Linked DNA regions of Homo sapiens: all the other regions are linked to region 2. A link is a loop called in an ENCODE intact Hi-C map of the cell type or tissue named here. Cell type or tissue: heart right ventricle. All regions are shown on one strand. Region 1 has its middle 120 kb from the start of USP9X. Region 2 has its middle 75 kb from the start of USP9X. Region 3 has its middle 140 kb from the start of USP9X. Region 4 has its middle 150 kb from the start of USP9X.

What was found. A loop is a pair of places that touch in the nucleus more often than their neighbours do. Peaks named below come from ENCODE experiments on the same cell type or tissue, not always from the same donor. Only the 100,000 strongest peaks of a DNase experiment are listed, where the experiment ranks them.
Region 1: it touches region 2 in a loop (2.7-fold over the local background); 3 of 110 quality-filtered maps call a loop at or near these places.
Region 3: a loop joins it to region 2, with 2.1 times the contacts of the local background. A loop is called at or near these places in 13 of 110 quality-filtered maps.
Region 4: it touches region 2 in a loop (2.0-fold over the local background); 11 of 110 quality-filtered maps call a loop at or near these places.

The regions. Positions count from the first base shown.
Region 1 is chrX:40,962,364-40,967,363 of GRCh38, reverse strand. No RefSeq gene overlaps it. Among named protein-coding and RNA genes, the nearest start is that of USP9X, 120 kb to the left of the region's middle. In heart right ventricle, no CTCF peak of the experiment used is centred here; no DNase peak of the experiment used is centred here; H3K27ac peaks cover 2,600 bases.
Region 2 is chrX:41,008,153-41,013,152 of GRCh38, reverse strand. No RefSeq gene overlaps it. Among named protein-coding and RNA genes, the nearest start is that of USP9X, 75 kb to the left of the region's middle. In heart right ventricle, a CTCF peak has its summit at 2,629; a DNase peak (open chromatin) is centred at 2,662; H3K4me3 peaks cover 1,214 bases; H3K27ac peaks cover 2,412 bases.
Region 3 is chrX:40,943,385-40,948,384 of GRCh38, reverse strand. No RefSeq gene overlaps it. Among named protein-coding and RNA genes, the nearest start is that of USP9X, 140 kb to the left of the region's middle. In heart right ventricle, no CTCF peak of the experiment used is centred here; a DNase peak (open chromatin) is centred at 2,879; H3K27ac peaks cover 966 bases.
Region 4 is chrX:40,931,226-40,936,225 of GRCh38, reverse strand. It overlaps the pseudogene RPS2P55. Among named protein-coding and RNA genes, the nearest start is that of USP9X, 150 kb to the left of the region's middle. In heart right ventricle, a CTCF peak has its summit at 2,003; no DNase peak of the experiment used is centred here; H3K4me3 peaks cover 783 bases; H3K27ac peaks cover 2,343 bases.

The sequences.
Region 1 (5,000 bases), 46 kb after region 2:
AGAGTCTCACCGAGTCAAGAAGGGTCTCAAATACTTTTGGAAGGGTCACAGAGAGGAAGAGTCTCAAGTAGTCAACAAAATTCTCTAACATGTCAGGATCGTCTTCTGCAAGTCACGAGGGGTTTGAAACCTGACTGGAAGAGTCTTAAATATATCGGGACATTTCGCAAATAGATCAAGCAGGGTCTCAAACAACCTAGGAAAGATCTCAAACATGTCAAGAAGTTTCTCACGCAGTTAGCAAGACTGTAGAACAAGTCATGAAGGGTCTTAAACATGTCAGGAAGGATCTGAAATATGTCAGGTATGGTCTCAAACATGTCAGGAATCATCACAAACAAATTAGGAAGTGGCTAACGTAATCCAGAAGAGTTTTATTTTCTATTTTTTTGAGACAGCGTCTTGCTCTGTTGCCCAGGTTGGAGTGCAGTGGCATGATCGTGGCTCACTGCAGTCTTGACCTCCTGGGCTCAACTGATCCTCTCATCTCAGCCTCCCCAGTGGCTTGGACTTACAGACACGTGCCACCATGCCTGGCTAACATTTTATTTTATTTTTTGTGGTTCTCACTATGTTGCCAGGCTGGTCTCAAACTCCTGGCGTCAAGCAATCCTCTCGCCTTGGCCTTCCAAAGTGCTGGGGTGTCAGCCACTGCATCTGGTTCAGAAGAATTTTAAATATGTAAGCGTCTCAAACACATGGAAATAGTCTCAAGACACCAGGAATGGTCTTAAACATGCCAAGAAAGGTCTCAAACAAGTCTGGAAGAGTCTCAAACAAGTCAGGATGTGTCTCCAAGTTGTCCGACAGAGTTGGAAATACGTCTGGAAGGATCTCAGACAGAACAAATCTCAAAAATACTGGGAACTGTCTCAAATGTCAGGCATCATTGCAAACAAATCATTGGGAACTGTCTCAGGAAGTGTGTCAAAGTCCTCTGGACTAGTCTCAAATAATCAGGAAGGATCTCAAATATGTCCGGAAGGGTTCCAAACAAGTCAGGAAGAGGCACAAATAGGTCAGGAAGAGTCTTAAATAATTAGGAAGTCTCAAACAAGTCAGGATATGTCTCAAATATATCAGGAAGTATCTCAATCAAGTTAGAAACTGTCTCAAATATGTCAGGAAGAGTCTCTTACATGAAAGATGGGTCTGAAACAAGTTAGGAATGGGCTCAAACATGTCAGGAAGAGTCTCTTACATGAAAGATGGGTCTGAAACAAGTTAGGAATGGGCTCAAACATGTCAGGAAGGGTCTTAAATAAGTTAGGAAGAGTCCCTTCCACATCAGGAAGTGTATCTAATTCACCAGACAGGGTCTGAAACAAGTCAGAAAGGGCTCAAGTAAGTCAGAAAGAGTCTCAAAGAAGTCTGAAATCTTCTCAAGTACATGAGTAAGGGTCTTAACTTAGACAAGGACAATTCATTTCTAAGGAAATGTTTTCAACCATTCTTTCATCACCACAATGATCCTGGGCCTCTAAAGGCTGTATGCCCTATGCGCTCAGAAGTTCAGAAAGAGCCAGAAATATGTGGCCATTCCATCCGCCCCTTTCCTCCCTCTCTTTGTCCGCCAAGGTATTTGCTTTGTGGCCAAGTGAATAGAATGCCTAGCTCTTCTGACATAACTTTCAGGTCATGGTCTAAGACCCGGTGTTTATTTCCTTCTCTGTGCATTTATATCACACCTGTTAGCTGAGATCTTCTCAACAGCAAAATGAATCCAAGGTTAGACGCACCTAAGGCTTTTTTAAAAAGGCTTTTAAAAATGTAACCTGTATTAAAATTAACAGCATTTGAGATTCTACAGAAATAAATTCAGTGAACAAAACCTGATTGCCATCATGTTTTTTTTTTTTTTTAAATAGAAAATCAAGGAAAGGTCTTGTGTGGAAATTAAACTGTGGCATGCCTGTGATTAGCAGTTTGCATCCTCTTTCAGTGGAAAATAAACACAGTGTTCAGCATGGCTGGTTCTGTACTTCCTTGTTTATAGAGGTGTCTGGGTGTCTTTATCAATCATTTGTTTACTGTAAATGCTGTAATTAGACATTGCCCAAGCTTGCCGCTAACTGCATTTTTTAGCTCTAGGAAATATTTCTGACCCAAAATAGAGGACTTTGTGTTTGTATAATGTACATTAAAAACAAACAAACAAACAAAAAAAGACAAAGACAAAAAAAAAACCTCCTCTTGGACTGTGGTTTTAGATAATGTCAGAGAAAATGTGAGAGTCAGCAATTGTTGGTTAAAGGGTTAGAGAAGGAAATATTTGGAAAGCCCCTGTGTCTTAAAAGTAGAGAATTAAGGAAATAATACCTTGGAAGAGAACACTAACAGTTCCTCAAGTCTCAAGAATTATTGCATGTGAGAACAGTATTGAATTACACGTTTTCAAATTAATAACCACAATAATTAAAAATAGATGACCTGATTTGATCTCATAAATTATTTTTGAGAACCACTGACTCATGCCAAGGTGTTTCTGCAGTGAAGACTTAGTCCTGCCCTGGTTTTTTCTCCCATCCAGCCTCAGGGGTGGGGAAGCTAGTGACTACTCCCAATCCCCCCGCCCCCCAGGCCCTGGCTTAGTCAGCTGAGCAGGAGGAAGAATGTCAGCAAGAAGAATGGTGTTTAGCAAGCACCTTCCAGAAACATATATTGAGTAGTTTTTGGTGTGTTTCTTTGAAATCGATATATTTATCTATGGATCAAGTACTAGGGAAACAGGAATACTTAATGTAGTGGATTAAAGATGGCTACAGATTCTTCCTCTCCCCGTCAGGAGGTGGAGTTTATTTCTTCCCCCATTGTATCTGGGCAGGTCTCGTGACTCTTTAACCAATAGAATGTGGCAGAAATGACACTGTGCTGGTCCAGGCGCTGAGGACTGGCAGCTTCCTTCCTCACTTTTGGCGTATTTGCTCTTGGGGCACTCCCTCTTGGAACCCTGCTGCCATGTAATGAGAAGCCCAAGTGTTGCAGAGAGGCCATGAGTAGGTGCTAAGGACAACAGCCGTAGCTGAGCTCCCAGCCAAAAGCATCAATTGCTTATCACATGTGTGAGCCATTTTGGTCATTCCAGCCCAACTTAATCATCAAATGACTGTAGCCCTAGCTGACAGCAGATAGAGTAGAAGAACCTCCCAGCTGAGCCAAGTCAACCCACAATAGGTAACTGAAACAATGATGTATTATTGGCCCCTAATGTTTATAGAGCACTGCCAGGCACAGTGCCACCAGCTTTGTATTCTGTATCTTATTTAATTCCTCAAACAATCCTAGGACATAGCAACTATTATTACTATGCCTGTTTTACCACTGAGGAAACTGAGCTTCAGAAAGTCTAAGTATCTGACAAGATGAGTGAAGAGTGGTGCTAGATCTCAAATCCAAGCCTGATTTCAAAGCTTAGCCTTTCCAGTATGTCCTCCTGCCCTCCAAATAATCTGCTTTAGTAAGGTTAGGCAACAAAGAGTTCCCATACACTCTACCAGGCAAAAACATATTGATTTATATGGAAAAGCATACTTAGGGCTCAATTCAATATTCCAAGGAACCTTTTAAAAAACTTTTACTCTGGAACATTTCCAAACATATATACTAGTAGTACAGTATGTGAGCCATCTATCACCTGGTTTCAACAATTACGAACACATGGCCAATCTTGTTTCATCTATATTCCCAACTACTTCGCCCACCCTACTATGAGATTATCTTAAGAAATTTTTTTTGCCATCCCTACCTAGAAATTATCTTAAAGCAAATCCCAGACATTATATCTTTTCATCTGCAAATATTTTTGTATCTCTAAAAGATAAAAACTCTTATTAAACATTACCACGATCACAACTAAAGAATATTGACAATTTTTTAATATCAGTCATATCCAGTGTCCAAAAATATATATATAATATATGATATATTACATAATATATCATATATCATATATCATATCATATATGATATATGATATGTGATATATATCATATCATATCATATATCATATATATCATATCATATATCATATCTCATATGATATATGATATATATCATATCATATCGTATCTCATATATGATATATATCATATATCATATCTCATATATCGTATATCGTATATCATATCATATATCGTATATCGTATATCATACATGATATATATCATATATCGTATATCGTATATGATATATATCATATATCTTATATCATATATATCATATATCATATATGATATTATATCAGATATATGATATATCACATATCATATATCATATCAGATATATGATATATGATATATGACATATGACATCATATATGATATATGACATATGACATATGACATATGACATATATATGACATATGACATATATCATATATGACATGAATATGACATATCGTATCATATATGACATATGACATATCGTATCATATATGACATATGACATATCGTATCATATATGACATATGACATATCGTATCATATGACATGTGACATATCGTATCATATATGACATGTGACATATGATATATCATATTGTATAAAATATGATATATGATAGATCATATATTGTATACAATATGATATATGATAGATCATATATTGTATACAATATGATATATTATATGATAGATCATATATTGTATAAAATATATATTATATATCATATATTGTATAAAATATTATATATTATATATCATATATTGTATAAAATATTATATAATACATGATATATCATATATCGTATAAAATATGATATATGATATGATATATCATATATTGTATAAAATATGATATATGATATATCATATATTGTATAAAATATGATATATGATATATCATATATTGTATAAAATATGATATATGATATGATATATCATATTATATAAAATATATATTATATGATATATGATGTTTATAATATATAATATGTGGTATATATTATATAATATACAATATGTGGTATATATTATATAATATACAATATGTGGTATATATTA
Region 2 (5,000 bases):
GGAGGCAGAGGTTGCAGTGAGCCGAGATCGCGCCACTGCGCTCCAGCCTGGCGACAGAGCAAGCCTCCGTATCGAAAAAAAAAAGAAAAAAAAAAACTGGAAAGGAAATACTTCTGAGTCCAGGCAGACAAAGCCTGGTGGATTGAGGGGCGGCCCCCAAGGGATGTGTTCTCATTCCTAACTCCGGCACCTGTGAATGTGACCTTATCTGGCAAAAGGGTTTTTGCAGGTGTAATTAAGTTAAGGATCTCAAGATGAGGAGATCACCCTGGATCATCTAGGTGGGCCCTAAATTCCAATGACAAGTGTCCTTATTAGGGCACTTATAAACTCATAAAACTTATAAACTGGACACAGTGGCTCACACCTGTAATCCCAGCACTTTGGGTGGCCGAGGCAGGAGGATCACTTGAGCCCAGGAGTTAGAGGTTGCAGTGAGCTATGATCACGCCACTGCACTGCAGCCTGGGTGACAGCGAGACCCTGTCTCAAAAAAAATAAAAATAAAAATAAAAAAGGGAGAGACAGAGAGAGACTTGAGACAGAAGAGAAGATGCAGCTACACAGAGGAGTTGTGACAACAGAGGCAGAGATTGGAGTGATGCGGACATAAGCCAAGGAATGCTAAAGATTGCTGGCAACCATCGGAAGCTAGAAGGAGTACAGCCCTGTGGACACCTTAGTTTTGGATGCCTGGTCTCCACAAGTGCGAGAGGATGCGTTTCTGTGGTTTGAAGCCACCATGTTTGTGGTACTTTGTTACGGCAGCCCTAGAGAACTAGGACTCTGGTAGTAAACCCAGCAAGCTGGAGATAAAACTCCAGGCAGAGCCAAGAGCCAAGAGTTTGGGTCCCTGGGAGTCTCAGGGGGTCCCAGGAGTGGAGACGATCTCTTCTTTGTGAGGATGAGCTGGTGGTTGTCTGGGTTGCACAGTGGTCCCCCTGTGCACTCCTGTGACCAGTGGCCGAGGAGGAATCTGCGGGCTCAGGACTGGCTTGAGAACATTTCATACTCTTGGCCACTGTCAGCATTAGTGCTGCAGGGATGGGTGGATGATCTAGACACAAGTGAGAGTGAGAAGACTTTTAAAAAGCAGCCAAGGAGAAAGCAATCTGTATTTGCTTGGTGGAAATAAAATTCTACTGCACTGTGAGCCAGGCTTATTAATGCAGAGTAGGGAAAAGAAATTGGCAAAGCCAGCCACCTTTTATTTGATAAAGTGACCAGCCACCTGAGGCAGGCATGTTTTAAAGACACTGGGTGAAAACGCTCACTGCGTGAGGGTGGAAGAGGGAGACAAACAAGTATGATTTTGAAAGAACAATGGCATAGAACATTCACATACATACAGACTGCTAGGAAGAAAACGCTGAATTTCAAAATTCTTCTCCACTGGAAACTGTTCTAAGACCTCCTTTCTCTGTTGCAAAGAGAGGAGGCTACAATAAGGAAGAGAAAGGAAAAGATCTTTGATGTATTTATTTATTAACATTAGAGCCTTGACTATTCACCTCAGCATTAACCAGGTAGATATTGTCCTGTTGGTTTTATAATGTTTAAGAATCCTTGAACATCGGTTTGCTCCTGTTCACGTGTAATTTCACATTTAATTTAATTAATGTATCTATTTTGAGATGGGGTCTCACTGTATCACCCAGGCTGGAGTGCAGCGGTGAGATCATTGCTCACTGCAGCCTCAACCTCCTGGGCTCAAGCGATCTTCTCACCTCAGCCCCCAAAATAGTTGGGACTATCAGCTTGCGCCCCACCCCTGGCTAATTTTTATTCTTTTTGAATTTTAGTAGAGACAAGGTCTCCCTTATGTTGCCCAGGCTCAATTTCGTATTTTATATTTAAAGAACTAGATTTCCTAAATAAGAATCACTCCTTTCTCTTTCAAGAGAAGATAGTTACTTAGAGGGTAGACAGGACTGATTATTTTCTTTGGTATGCCCTAAGGAATTATGTAAAACTTGACAGAAAATTTCCAGACTACAAAAATGGCTTCACTACCAATTCCTTCCCCTCTTCCATCTTTTGAGCTTAGAAAAACAAGATAAAGAAGGTTATGTCTTTTCAGTTATTCCTTTCTCATCTATTTCCCCAGTTTGGTCTACACTGAAAGCATACACGATTCTTCCTCCACTGGTTCATTGAATAATCTTCTTTCCTTAGTTCCCACATATCCAATCTATAAATCAAGCACATGAGATATATAGATTCTAAGTATCAGGTGGAATTCTGCCTTACACTCCAGAACATTTTTTTTTTCTTATGCTGTTTTTCATGTAAAGCAGAATCTGTAAGTATCGTAACAGGATTCAGCCAGGGAAACAGAGCCACTGTGAGTATTCTAGGAATAAAACCGTTCACAGCTGTGGGAAGAGCTGGGGAAGTGAATGTCTGGAAGGAGGAGTCAGAAGATCAGAGAGTCACTAGCCGTTGCCGGAAGCACTGGTGCAGTTGGACAAATCAGAGCTTGCAGGAAAATTCCAGAAGCCAAAGCACATCTAGCCACCGAAGCAGGGCCGCGGAGGGGGAGTTCGTGGAGAGGTTTATGGGAGCTGTGGCCTCTACGTAGCTCCCGCCCCATGTGGGGCGACAGCCAAGCCCCTGGTGGTGGGCCCGAGGCAGCTGTTGGGTAGCAGAGCCAACAGCAGGAAATGTTAGCTGGGAGGGAGCAGAGGAGAGAGCCGGATAAACCGGGAGCTGCAGGGCCTCTCAGGGCCCCTCTGTTTCTGTCCTTCACTGTATCTGACGGGAAACCTGCCAGGGGCAGTGACTGCTGCTCGCCTTCCGCCCTACAATTCTTGCACAAGGTTCTCTTTTGGCCAACTCTAACCCGGAAACACAGCAGGGAGGGGCTTCTAGGAAATGGAGTTCCCAGCCTTAATCGAGTTGCCATAGCACAACTCAGCACCGCATCTCCCAGCGTGATCAATGAAATGACATCACAGGCTCGGTAAAAGCCATTTAAAAATAACTCCTTCATTCTACTGTTCCTCAGCTCAGAAGTCAGGTGCGTGCATAGGTCGCCCTTCGTTAAGATTCTCCACTTACGGAGGTGGTGGACCTGGCAGGGTGTTGTAGGAAGGAGTGGCATGTGCTGAGAAGCTCACAGGATCCTTAGTCCTGGCTGTGACTCACAGGTATTGTGTAGCCTCGGGCAAATCCCTCTCCTCTGTGCCTCTGGTTTGTTCATCTGTAAAATGGGCAGAATTGTACTCAGTTGGCTTTTGCATGGTCCAAATGAGAAAACGGAAGTGAAACCCCCCTGTAAACTGCTAAATGCCAGGATAGTTATAAATTCCTTTTTTTTTTTTTTTTTTTTTTTTTTGCGGGGACGGGGAGGACAGAGTCTCGCTCTGTCGCCCAGGCTGGAGTGCAACGGCACAATCTCGGCTCACTGCAACCTCCGCCTCCCAGGTTTAAGCGATTCTCCTGCCTCAGCCTCCCAAGTAGCTGGGATTACAAGCGCCTGCCACTGTGCCTGGCTAATTTTTGCATTTTTGGTAGAGACGAGGTTTCGCCATGTTGGCCAGGCTGGTCTCAAACTCCTGACCTCAGGTGATCAGCCCGCCTCCGCCTCCCAAAGTGCTGGGATTACAGGTGTTAGCCACCATGCCTGGCCAAATTCCTTTATTTCAAGGAATATTCTTGAGCTTGGCAAAAGTTTGGAGTTTACGTACAAAATACATACTCAAAAGGAATTATGAAGTGAATGAATTCCTGAATAAACATGACTTGGCATCATGGGGAAACAATTTACAGTATTGGTGGGGACATAATTTCAGAGATGGAAGCTGCCAGAAGAGCTTCTTTTCTCCTAAAAGCCCATCCCAGGACCTCACTAGTCCTGATAACCCAGAAGTTTCCCTGCCACTAAAAAGATCTGTTTATTTTCCAGTTAACAAAGAGTGAAGAGGACACTATCATCATCATCATCAACATCATCATCATCATCATTATTATTTGCCTGAAGGCCCAGAGTACACCGTAATGGAGTACTGCTGATGGGAAAGGAATTAGCATTGACCTCTCAGGAGGTTAATTTGGGAGTTTAGCTCATGATCTAGTAATTCTGCTTCTGGAAGTTTATGAGAAGGAAGTGCTCTAATATGTGCGCCTGTGTGATCGCTGGGCTTTAGCATTTTAGGGGTGAGCCAACTGTATCTCAGAGGTGGCCATGTCTTGCATTGAGGAGAGAGAGCACCTGCGAGAACTTCCATGCTATATTCTATTTGGGAAGAACTTGAACCTTGCATAACGTAAACGAAGAGAATTAACAAGAATTTGTGGCACCCCTTCTGTGTCAGTTCTTCTTCCAGATAATAGGAATATAGCAATAAACAAAACAGACCAGGTTCCTGCCCTCATGGGGGAAAGAGGCAATCTAAAAATGAAAAATGGGCCAGGCGCGGTGGCCCACGCCTGTAATCCCAGCACTTTCGGAGGCCAAGGTGGACGGATTACCCAAGGTCAGGAGTTCAAGACCAGCCTGGCCAACATGGCGAAACCCCATCTCTACTAAAAATACAAAAATTAGCTGGGCGTGGTGGCACGTGCCTGTAAGGCCAGCTACTCGGGAGGCTGAGGCAGGAGAATTGCTTGAACCCAGGAGGTGGAGGTTGTAGTGAGCTGAGATTGTGCCATTGCACTCCAGCCTGGACGACAGAGCGAGACTTCATCTCAAAATAAATAAATAAATAAATATAAAGATGAAAAATGTCACCAAATGTCAGATTAAGTACCAAGAGGGAAAATAAAGCAGCGTCAAGGATTAGAGAGTAATATGGGTGCTATTTTTAGATAAGGTGGTCAAGGGGGGGCCTCTTTGAGGAGGTGCCGTTGGGTCAGAGACATGAATGAACAAAGGCAGGAAACTATGCTGATATTTGAAGGCAGAACATTTCAGGAGCGGAGAAAGTAATACACAGGCCGAAGATGAGAAGGAAGTTTACGAACTTCGTTTCTGAGACAAGGTCTCACCCTATCGTCCA
Region 3 (5,000 bases), 65 kb after region 2:
CTTTTTATCATTGAATAATGTTCACTGTATGGATGTACCACAGTTGGTTTATATATTTACCTATCAAAACACCTCTTGATTGCTTCCAGTTCTTGGTGATTATGAAAAAAGCTGCTATAAACATTAGTGTGCAGGTTTTTGTGTGGACATAACTTTCAAATTAGCTGGTTAAATACCTATGAGAACAATTGCTGGATTGTATGGTAAAACTATGTTTAGCTTTGCAGGAAAGACCAAATGGTCTTTCAAAGTGGCTGTACCATTTTTGCATCCCCGTCAGCAATGAGTGAGAATTACCGTTGTTCCTCATTCTCAACAGCAATTGGTATTGTCAGTTTTCTTTGGATTTTAGGATTCTAATAGCTGTGTATTGGTATCTGATTGTACCAGATACCTATTGTACTGTCTACTTTGGTAGACCACACAGTTTCTCCCACTCTGACATTTTATGCTGCCTTCTCTTTGGGGACTTACATCCAGGCTTTTTGGCATCATTTATTTAATAATGTCTTCACCTTCTCCAGATTTCTTGGTGGAAGGAGACCTGGCTGCAACCTTTGATACAGCTTTAAGTGCACTGTGAATTGCTGATAAAGATGCTACAGCATTTATCTGTAATGAAATGGGGTCTCTGGAGCTAGGACTTCCTCACTCGCAGCTCTCTAACAGCACAGTGTTGAAGGCTTAAGTTTTGCTGGCAGTTGGCTGGCCTGAGCTATAATGCCCAAGAACTAAACTATTCCAGGAACTAAAATGTGGTACACTCAAAACAACTTCTGAGCCCTTTCCCATCCATTTCTGCCGGGAATTCAAAACTCTGTCCTGGCACAAACTGATGGTACAATTCAGGTTTTACCCGCCCACACATAGCTGGGCAAATTCCTGGCCGTTAGGTAACCTCTGGGGGCTCACCAGTTCCCTCATCATCCTTCTCTCTGACCAGCTGTTCATGTCCAGTTAGCAGTTCTGGGTGACTCATATGACTACAGTTCATCCCAGAAGCCCCAGCTGAACTCCATTTTTATTATAAAACACAGAAAAGCATACAAAAAGAAAGTACAGAATAGCACATTATTATAAGGGCACACCCTCATAACTACCATCCAGGTCAAGAAGTAGTACTTTGCTAGCCACCCCGGAAGCCCCTCCATGGCCAGTATCCTGATTTTTATAGCAACCATTGCCTTATTCTTCTCTACAGCTTTATCACCCAAGTGTGTATCCTTAGACATTCTAGTTGTGCCATGCTCATTAAAAAGTTTGATTTGTCTATTTTTTTTTTTTTTTGACAGGTTCTGGCTCTGTTGCCCAGGCTGGAGTGCAGTGGTGCGACTTTGGCTCACTGCAACCTCTGCCTCCCAGGCCCAAGCCATCCTCCCACTTCAACCTCCCAAGTTAAGTAGCTGGGACTACAGGTGCATATATATATAAATATATATATACATATATAAATATATATACATACATAAATATATATACACATATATACACTCATATATGTGTATATATACATATATACGTATATATGTGTATATATATATTTTTTTTGTGGAGATGGGGTTTTTCCATGTTGTCAAGGCTGGTCTCAAACTTCGGCCTTCCAAAGTGCTGGGATTACTGGCATGAACCGCCGTGCCTGGACTTGATTCATCTTTTAAATCTCTTTTAATCTACAGTTTTCTTCTATGACTTTTTTTTTTCTTTGAGATGGGGTCTCCCTCCGTTGCCCAGGCTGGAGTACAGTGGCTCAATCTCGGCTCACTGCAACCTCCACCTCCCTGGTTCAAGTGATTCTCCTGTCTCAGCCTCCCAAGTAGCTGGGGCTACAGGTTCATGCCACCACGCCTAGCTAATTTTTGTATTTTTAGTAGAGACAGGGTTTCACCATATTGGTCAGGCTGGTCTCGAACTCCTGACCTCAGGTGATCCACCAGCCTCAGCCTCCCAAAGTGCTGAGATTACAGGCGTGAGCCACCGCACCCTGGCCGTCTATGACCCTTTCTTTTCTTTATTCTCTACTTGTTGAAGAACAAGACAATTTGACCTATAGTTTCCTAAAATCTGCATTTTGCTGATGACACACTGATGGTGCATTTCAACATGTATTCTGCTCCCTGCCTTTCTTGCAAATTGTCATTTGGATCCAGAGGTTTGATTAGACTGAATTTCCATCTTTTTTGCAAGACTATAAGTGGTGCTGAGTTCTGAGACATGTAATGTCTGGTCGTGTCTCCTTTTGTGATTTTAGCAGCGGTTGATTCTCATTGCCTAGATCAATTAATTCATAGAGTGTTGCAAAATGATTATAATCTAATTCTATCATTTTATTTCATTTATTAGTTGGGATAATTGGATAATTTTATAAAGAGATGCTTCCCCGATCTATTATTTGGTTACCTAGTGGTGCAGTTTCTAAAGGAAAAGCAGGATATATGTTTTATTTTTTCCCTTTTTTATCCGTTTTCAGATGATGAATTGGTCCCCTGACATCTTTCAAGGTGGCCAGTTTTTAAATATCACCATGAATTTAAACATTTAAACATGTTTTATAGGTTTTAATTTGTTGCATTTTTATTGTGGCAAAATATATATAACAAAATTTAGCATTTGAACCATTTTTAAGTATACAGTTTTATGGCATTAAGTATCTACTGCATTTTAATACTTATTGAAGCTCTGTTTCACTTTTAAAAACCTGTTCTTTTTTTAAAAATCTTTAAATATTTCCTAGCCTAGAGCCTTTTGAATGAAATTAGGAGAACCTCATTCCCACAATTTGCTTTCCTCTTATGTCCTTACTTCCCAATCAGCACAAGGAAACATGAGCCGAAGTGAGAAGTGAAACACCCCACCTCACAGATGCTGTCTGCAGTGTCACAAGTTATGACTCACGTTTAGCCCAGAGATTGTTGCCAGAGTTAGCAGGAGGAAGACCGGCTTTCGAAGTGTGCCAGGGCTGAGGTTTTAAAATTAATACAGTTTAAACATTAATGATGTTTAAATCAGAGCCGGATTACTTCTGTTCTGCCCACAGGCTTTATTAAAATTCACCCCTGGATTTTCATGTATAAAAATATTTGAGTTTCAAATACTTTAACTTTTTTTTAAATTGGAAAATATGTGGATGGAGAGTTTTCCCTTTGAACTTTAACCCAGACTTTGGCAGCTGAGGAGACAGCTGCAGAAACCTTGCACAATACAGTTGAATGGACAAGTTGTCCTGACATTTATTCATTTCTCTCCTTTTGAGTTAGTTGGTTCCCTATTTTTATTTTCCCCCGTCTTCATTCTGGGCTTACCCGCTCAGTTGACAAATAGTTGGGAATCCAACCGACAAGTATACATGGAAGCATTACAAGTTTCTTTTCTAAAGTCTATGAGAAAAATTTTCATAAAGAAATCAAAGCCCACATATAAATAAATTTCGGCAAAGTAGAAACAATATCCACAAGAGTCAATATATGGCTGTTTTGGATATAAGGAAGTCCTGTATCGGGCTCCATTCCAGAGTGCTTTAAAAAGTAGGATACACCAGGGCCGGGCGCGGTGGCTCACGCCTGTAATCTCAGCACTCTGGGAGGCCGAGGTGGGTGAATCATGAGGTCGGGAGATCGAGACCATCCTGGCTAGCACGGTGAAACCCCATCTCTACTAAAAATACAAAAAGTTAGCTGGGCGCGGTGGTGGGCACCTGTAGTCCCAGCTACTCGGGAGGCTGAGGCAGGAGAATGGCGTGAACCCGGGAGGCAGAGCTTGCAGTGAGCCGAGATTGTGCCACTGTACTCCAGCCTGGGCGACAGAGCGAGACTCCGTCTCAAAAAAAAAAAAAAGTAGGATATACCCAAGTATCCCAGTGCTGGGACACCACTATCTTAACAAGTACTGAGGAGGTAGAGGAAAGCTTATTTAGAGTAACAATGACAGGAGATTGATGGCCATGTCAAATGAAATGGTATTTTCAAGCCTATCTACTGAAAATGAAAAGCAAATAAATAATAATTAATTTATTCATTGACAAATATTTCTTTCTTTCCTTTTTTTTTCTTTTTTGAGACAGAGTCTTGCTCTGTTGTCCATGCTGGAGTGCAGTGGCACAATCTTGGCTCACTGCAACCTCCACTTCCTGGTTTCAAGCAGTTCTCATGCCTCAGCCTCCTGAGTAGCTGGGGCTACAGGTGCCTGCCACCACACCTGGCTGATTTTTTGTATTTTTAGTAGAGATGGGGTTTCACCATGTTGGTCAGGTTGGTTTCGAACTCCTGGCCTCAAGTGATCCACCCTCCTCGGCCTCCCAAAGTGCTGGGATTACAGGCGTGAGTCACCACGCCCAGCCTCACTGACAAATATTTCTGAAGTGCCAGTTATATACTGAGCTCTGTGCCTGGTGCTGGGAACATGGCTATGAAAGGTCTTCACAGATCCAATGGTTGAGAAGGGGAAGCAGACCAGCATCAAGAACTGTGAAGGGTCTGAGATTTTATCCTACTTACAAGCTAATAAGATAACTTGTCACAGTTTCATGGATGTGGACAGAAAACATGAGACTCTTGGGTCAAAGGCGAAGGATTTCATTACTCATGACACAGCAAGCAGTATAAGCATGAGCACATTTACATCAGTTCCCTGTGTCCCCCAAGTCTGATGATGGTGATATGGATGTGCTCAGATGAAGGTCTGCACACACAGTGGATTGCATTAAAGGAGAAAAATACTAGAGTTAGGGAATCTAAATTTTTTATAATAGGTGGTGAGCATGCTTACCCTTTACTCTGGAGGGAGATGCCACCTCTATCTTCCAAGCTTGTTAGCCATACAAACATCCTTAAAAAGACAGTCTGGAACAAGCAAATGGCAGTCTAGATCAGTCAATAGACAAGCACTCCCAGATGTGGATGAGCCTAGCCAAGATGAGCAGGGTTGTTTAGCTGGCCTCCAGTTGACCCCAGACATGTAAGCAATAAACACTCTGTTTATCACTGAGATTTTGTGGTTGTTACATG
Region 4 (5,000 bases), 77 kb after region 2:
TGTATTACAAAGTTATGGAAAAAAAGCAGTTGTGACTATGGAAGCCCAAGGCTTATATCCCAGCTGTCTTACACTAAATATGGGTACTGTGTTTCCTCTCTTTGTCTGCAAAATGGGAGCTAATATCCTCCAATCTGTGTGCCTGACATGGTGGTTAAAAGGATTAAGCAAAACAATAGTTTGTAATTTATTCTGTCAGAGCAAACTACTGGTAAATAAATAAAAGGGAGTAAGTTGACTAAAAAAATTTTTTTATAAATAAGAAAAACCATAATAAAACAAGTTTGTAATTTGTAATTGTATACAAATAAAAGATGTTATTTAAAAAAAAAAAAGAGCTTCTTTTCAGAGAAAACACCAAATGGCGGATGACGCCGGTGCAGCGAGGAGGGTCCGGAGGCCCTGGTGGCCCTGGGATGGGGAACCGCGGTGGCTTCCGCGGAGGTTTCGGCAGTGGCATCCGGGGCCGGGGTCGCGGCCGTGGACGGGGCCGGGGCCGAGGCCGCGGAGCTCGCGGAGGCAAGGCCGAGGATAAGGAGTGGATGCCCGTCACCAAGTTGGGCCGCTTGGTCAAGGACATGAAGATCAAGTCCCTGGAGGAGATATATCTCTTCTCCCTGCCCATTAAGGAATCAGAGATCATTGACTTTTGCTTGGGGGCCTCTCTCAAGGATGAGGTTTTGAAGATTATGCCAGTGCAGAAGCAGATCCGTGCCGGCCAGCGCACCAGGTTCAAGGCGTTTGTTGCTATCGGGGACTACAATGGCCACGTCGGTCTGGGTGTTAAGTGTTCCAAGGAGGTGGCCACCGCCATCCGTGGGGCCATCATCCTGGCCAAGCTCTCCATTGTCCCCGTGCGCAGAGGCTACTGGAGGAACAAGATCGGCAAGCCCCACACCGTCCCTTGCAAGGTGACAGGCCGCTGCGGCTCTGTGCTGGTGCGCCTCATCCCTGCACCCAGGGGCACTGGCATCGTCTCCGCACCTGTGCCTAAGAAGCTGCTTATGATGGCTGGTATCGATGACTGCTACACCTCAGCCCGGGGCTGCACTGCCACCCTGGGCAACTTCGCCAAGGCCACCTTTGATGCCATTTCTAAGACCTACAGCTACCTGACCCCCGACCTCTGGAAGGAGACTGTATTTACCAAGTCTCCCTATCAGGAATTCACTGACCACCTCGTCAAGACCCACACCAGAGTCTCCGTGCAGCGGACTCAGGCTCCAGCTGTGGCTACAACATAGGGTTTTTACACAAGAAAAATAAAGTGAATTAAGCGTGAAAAAAGGAAAGAAAGAAAGAAAGAAAGAAATATAGCCTCTGAGCCAGGTGTGGTGGTGCACACTTGTAATCCCAGCTACTGGGGAGACTGAGGCAGGCGGATTGCTTGAGTTCAGGAGTTTGAGGCTGCAGTGAGTTATGACTGCATTACTGCACTCCAGCCTGGGCAACGGAATGAGACCCCGATTCTTAAAAGAAAGAAAGAAAGAAATGGATTGTGGAAAATCATGAGCTCTCAGATGTATAAAATAATGGGTTGCTGGCTGGGCGCGGAGGCTCACGCCTGTAATCCCAGCACTTTGAGAAGCCAAGGCAGGTGGATCACCTGAGGTCAGGAGTTCAAGACCAGCCTGGCCAACATGGTGAAACCCCACCTCTACAAAAAATACAAAAATTAGCCGAGCATGGTGGCGGGCTCCTGTTATCCCAGCTACTGGGGAGACTGAGGCATGAGAATTGCTTGAACTCGGGAGGCAGAGGCTGCGGTGAGCCGAGATAGCGCCACTGCACTCCAGCCTGGGTGACAGAGTGAGACTCCATCTCAAAACAACAACAACAATAATAATAATAGGTTGCTAGAGAAATATTCCTGGATTCCTGGAATAGGCCCAGAGGGAGGGGTTTGTACCAACCCCAAACTTGCCCCTGCCCTTGTCCCTCCCTGCCTTAGTAAGTTCACAGGGACTTGCCTGAGGCTGCCCTCTGGCTGGCCTAACCACACTTAACAATTCTCTGCCCCAGATGAGGGATGGTAGTTTGCTAGATCTAACGTGGTGAAATATACAAGGAATTCAAAGCATTTTGTTAATATTTTGTAATATTTTTCACACAGAGTTCCTGTAATGGGGTATTGTTGCCTCTGTGTTGCAGTTAAGAGACAATGAGATTTAGAGTGACTTCCTCATATCACACAGTCAAAGGACTTCTGAGAAGTGAACAAAGTTCTGCAGACATAAGGCTTCTGACTTTTACCACTGCCAAGTAATCTCCCCCGAACAGCCTCTCCCCACCATATCAGGTTTCCTTGGCTGAGTATTTAGGAGGCTGCTGGTGAGTCTAATCACTTGGGACATCTTAATAACTGAAGTCACATTGGAGGGGAAAACTCATAAAGAGGCTGTGGGTGATTGAGGGCATCTTCTCAGAAGTCTGGCTCCAAACACGCGTGTTGCCACATACTTGGAATTCTGCGAAGAGAATGCAGAAATATTTCAATCAAAATATCAGTGAGGTTTATCTGATTCTTCCAATACAGTGTTTTCAGAGAAGGAGCAAGCGCTCCAGTAACTGAAAAGCAGCGTTTATTCAAAACAGTAAATGAAGTATTTGTTATTGGCAAAAACAAAGACATAATGTGGATCCCGAGGCAGACTTTCAGGAAGCCAGGGGTGGAGGAGAGAAAGGAAAGAAGAACTGAAAGAGAGAAAGCTTAGAAAAATATGCAGTTTGGTCTTGGACCTTTGCCAGGAAAAGCTGGGTAATGAAGGATTAAAACCGAAACAAAATGAAAAGGAAATAAGGGTAGGAAAGGGCCACGAAGAATAAAGAGCTGGTGATGTGTTTAGTATAAATGAAAAGATCCCAATCTTATTGTGGGTTAGGAGTGTGGGCATGGGGGATGGGGACAGCAGGCTGAGGTCAAACTCAGGGAAAAAAAAAATTAAAAACCCCAGCAAATAAACAAGCAGAGGGGAAAAGATGAGTAAGTAGAAAGAGAAAAGGAAGCACTTTTAACAGGAAGCCGACCAAAATAGATATGTACAGTGCCATCTGAAGGGAAAGGGGGAGAAGGGGCCATTAACGCCATGTAAGCTTAGGAATTTGGGGAGAGATGATTTTAAATATTAAAAAACAGAGGACCCAGCCTGGCCAACATGGTGAAACCCCATCTCTACTAAAAACATAAAAATTAGCTGGGCATGGTGGCGGGCGCCTGTGGTCCCAGCTACTCGGGAGGCTGAGGCAGGAGAATCGCTTGAACCTGGGAGGCGGAGGTTGCAGTGAGCCGAGATCGCGCCACTGCACTTCAGGACACAGTGAGACTCTGTCTCTAAATAAATAAATAAAACAAAAAACAGAGGCCCTTTCGAATGACCTGCAGATTCTATCCCTGTGAATTACAGAGGGCGGAGGCTCTGGATGGTGTCACAGGAATGGTTGGCTGCCATATTTTCCATCCCAGAAGTCAGCCAATTTCAAGGCCAGTGGACAGGATCATAATCACTGTTTTTCAAGGGCTCCAAAGGCCTAGGGTGGCCGTCAGTGGGGCAAGAGGATGAGGGGATGTGTAAGGCCATGAAGGCATTGGGATGGATGAGTGGGTTGGTTGGCAAGAACCCCTGACCACCTGGCTGCAAACATCACAGTAGAGAGCCAGGCCTTGCCTGACCATGGTCTCAAAAAACTTCATCTCCTACTGCTAGGACCACTTGATGTCCATCTGTTGGTGCAGCCTTCTCTCAGCTCTAGGACAAATTCTGGCCTTAGCTGGACTCTCAGGAACCCTAGCCCCATATGCTGGGACCTGGAAACAGGGCATCCTTGCTGCTTATATTGTCTTGACCTTGGGGTTTTTGTTTCCCTAACTGGAAGCTACAGTTCTACATGTTCTTAGCTACAGTTCTACTCTTGACCCTCTCTTGGTCTTGGATTTGTTCCTTGTATTTAAGGCCATGCCTTAGGCCCCTGTCTGCCTCCTAATGCCCTCTAAGGCTGGGGCTCCTGACTTAGTCTTGGCAGGCTCCTTGCCATAACCCAGAATGCTGCCAAAACTCCTTCCTGGTGATTGGCTCCAACTACTGGAGACAGATGACTCTGTCACCCATTGCCTGTCTGTCCTCTTGGCTCTCTAAGCATTGCTTAAGCCTGGATTTCCATCAGATGCTCTGAGCACCTTTAGGGAATTCTGTTCATCCATCTTTGGCCCTCCTAATGCTGCCTGTGTCCCACGGTCAGTCAGCTGCCTTTGCCATATATGTCAGATGCCACGGGCTGTCTGCTATATTGGACTGCTCTCAGCTCAGAAGCTGGGTCTGTGACCCATGTATCTGCAGCTGTGCCTGTCTCACTAGCATCAGTGTTATTCCAGAGGCCGAGGGGAAGGTGGTTTGAGGTGCCAGTACTTCCCAGCATGCCCCATCTTACTGCAGCCCACTTGGTCATTCTCAGGGGTCTTCTGAACTTAAAAAAAAATAGAAGTAAAAAAATAGCTTGTTTTAGTATCTTCAAAAATAATTTACCAGCAGGGTTGTATATTTAACTACACTGGAGCACAGAAGAAAGTAGAAAAGACATGTTTAGAATTCAGAGAGGCCAGGCACAGTGGCTCACACCTGTAATCCCAGCACTTTGGAGGCCGAGGCGGGCAGATGGTTTGAGCCCAGGAGTTTGAGACCAGCCTGGCCAACATGGTGAAACCCCGTCTTTACGAAAAATACAAAAATTAGTTGGGCATCACGGCGGGCCCCTGTAGTCCTAGCTACTCGGGAGGCTGAGGCGGGAGAATTGCTTGAACCCAGGAGGTGGAGGGTGCAGTGAGCTGAGATCGCGCCACTGCATTCCAGCCTGGGCGACAGAGTGAGACTCCATCTCAAAAGAAAAAAAAAAAAATTCAAACATGTGACAGACATTGACCTTGACCTACTCACATTCCCTTGGCACTCACTCTTCCAGTACAAGACTAAGGCCTCCAACCGCAAGCACCTGTGAGTCTGCCTGTG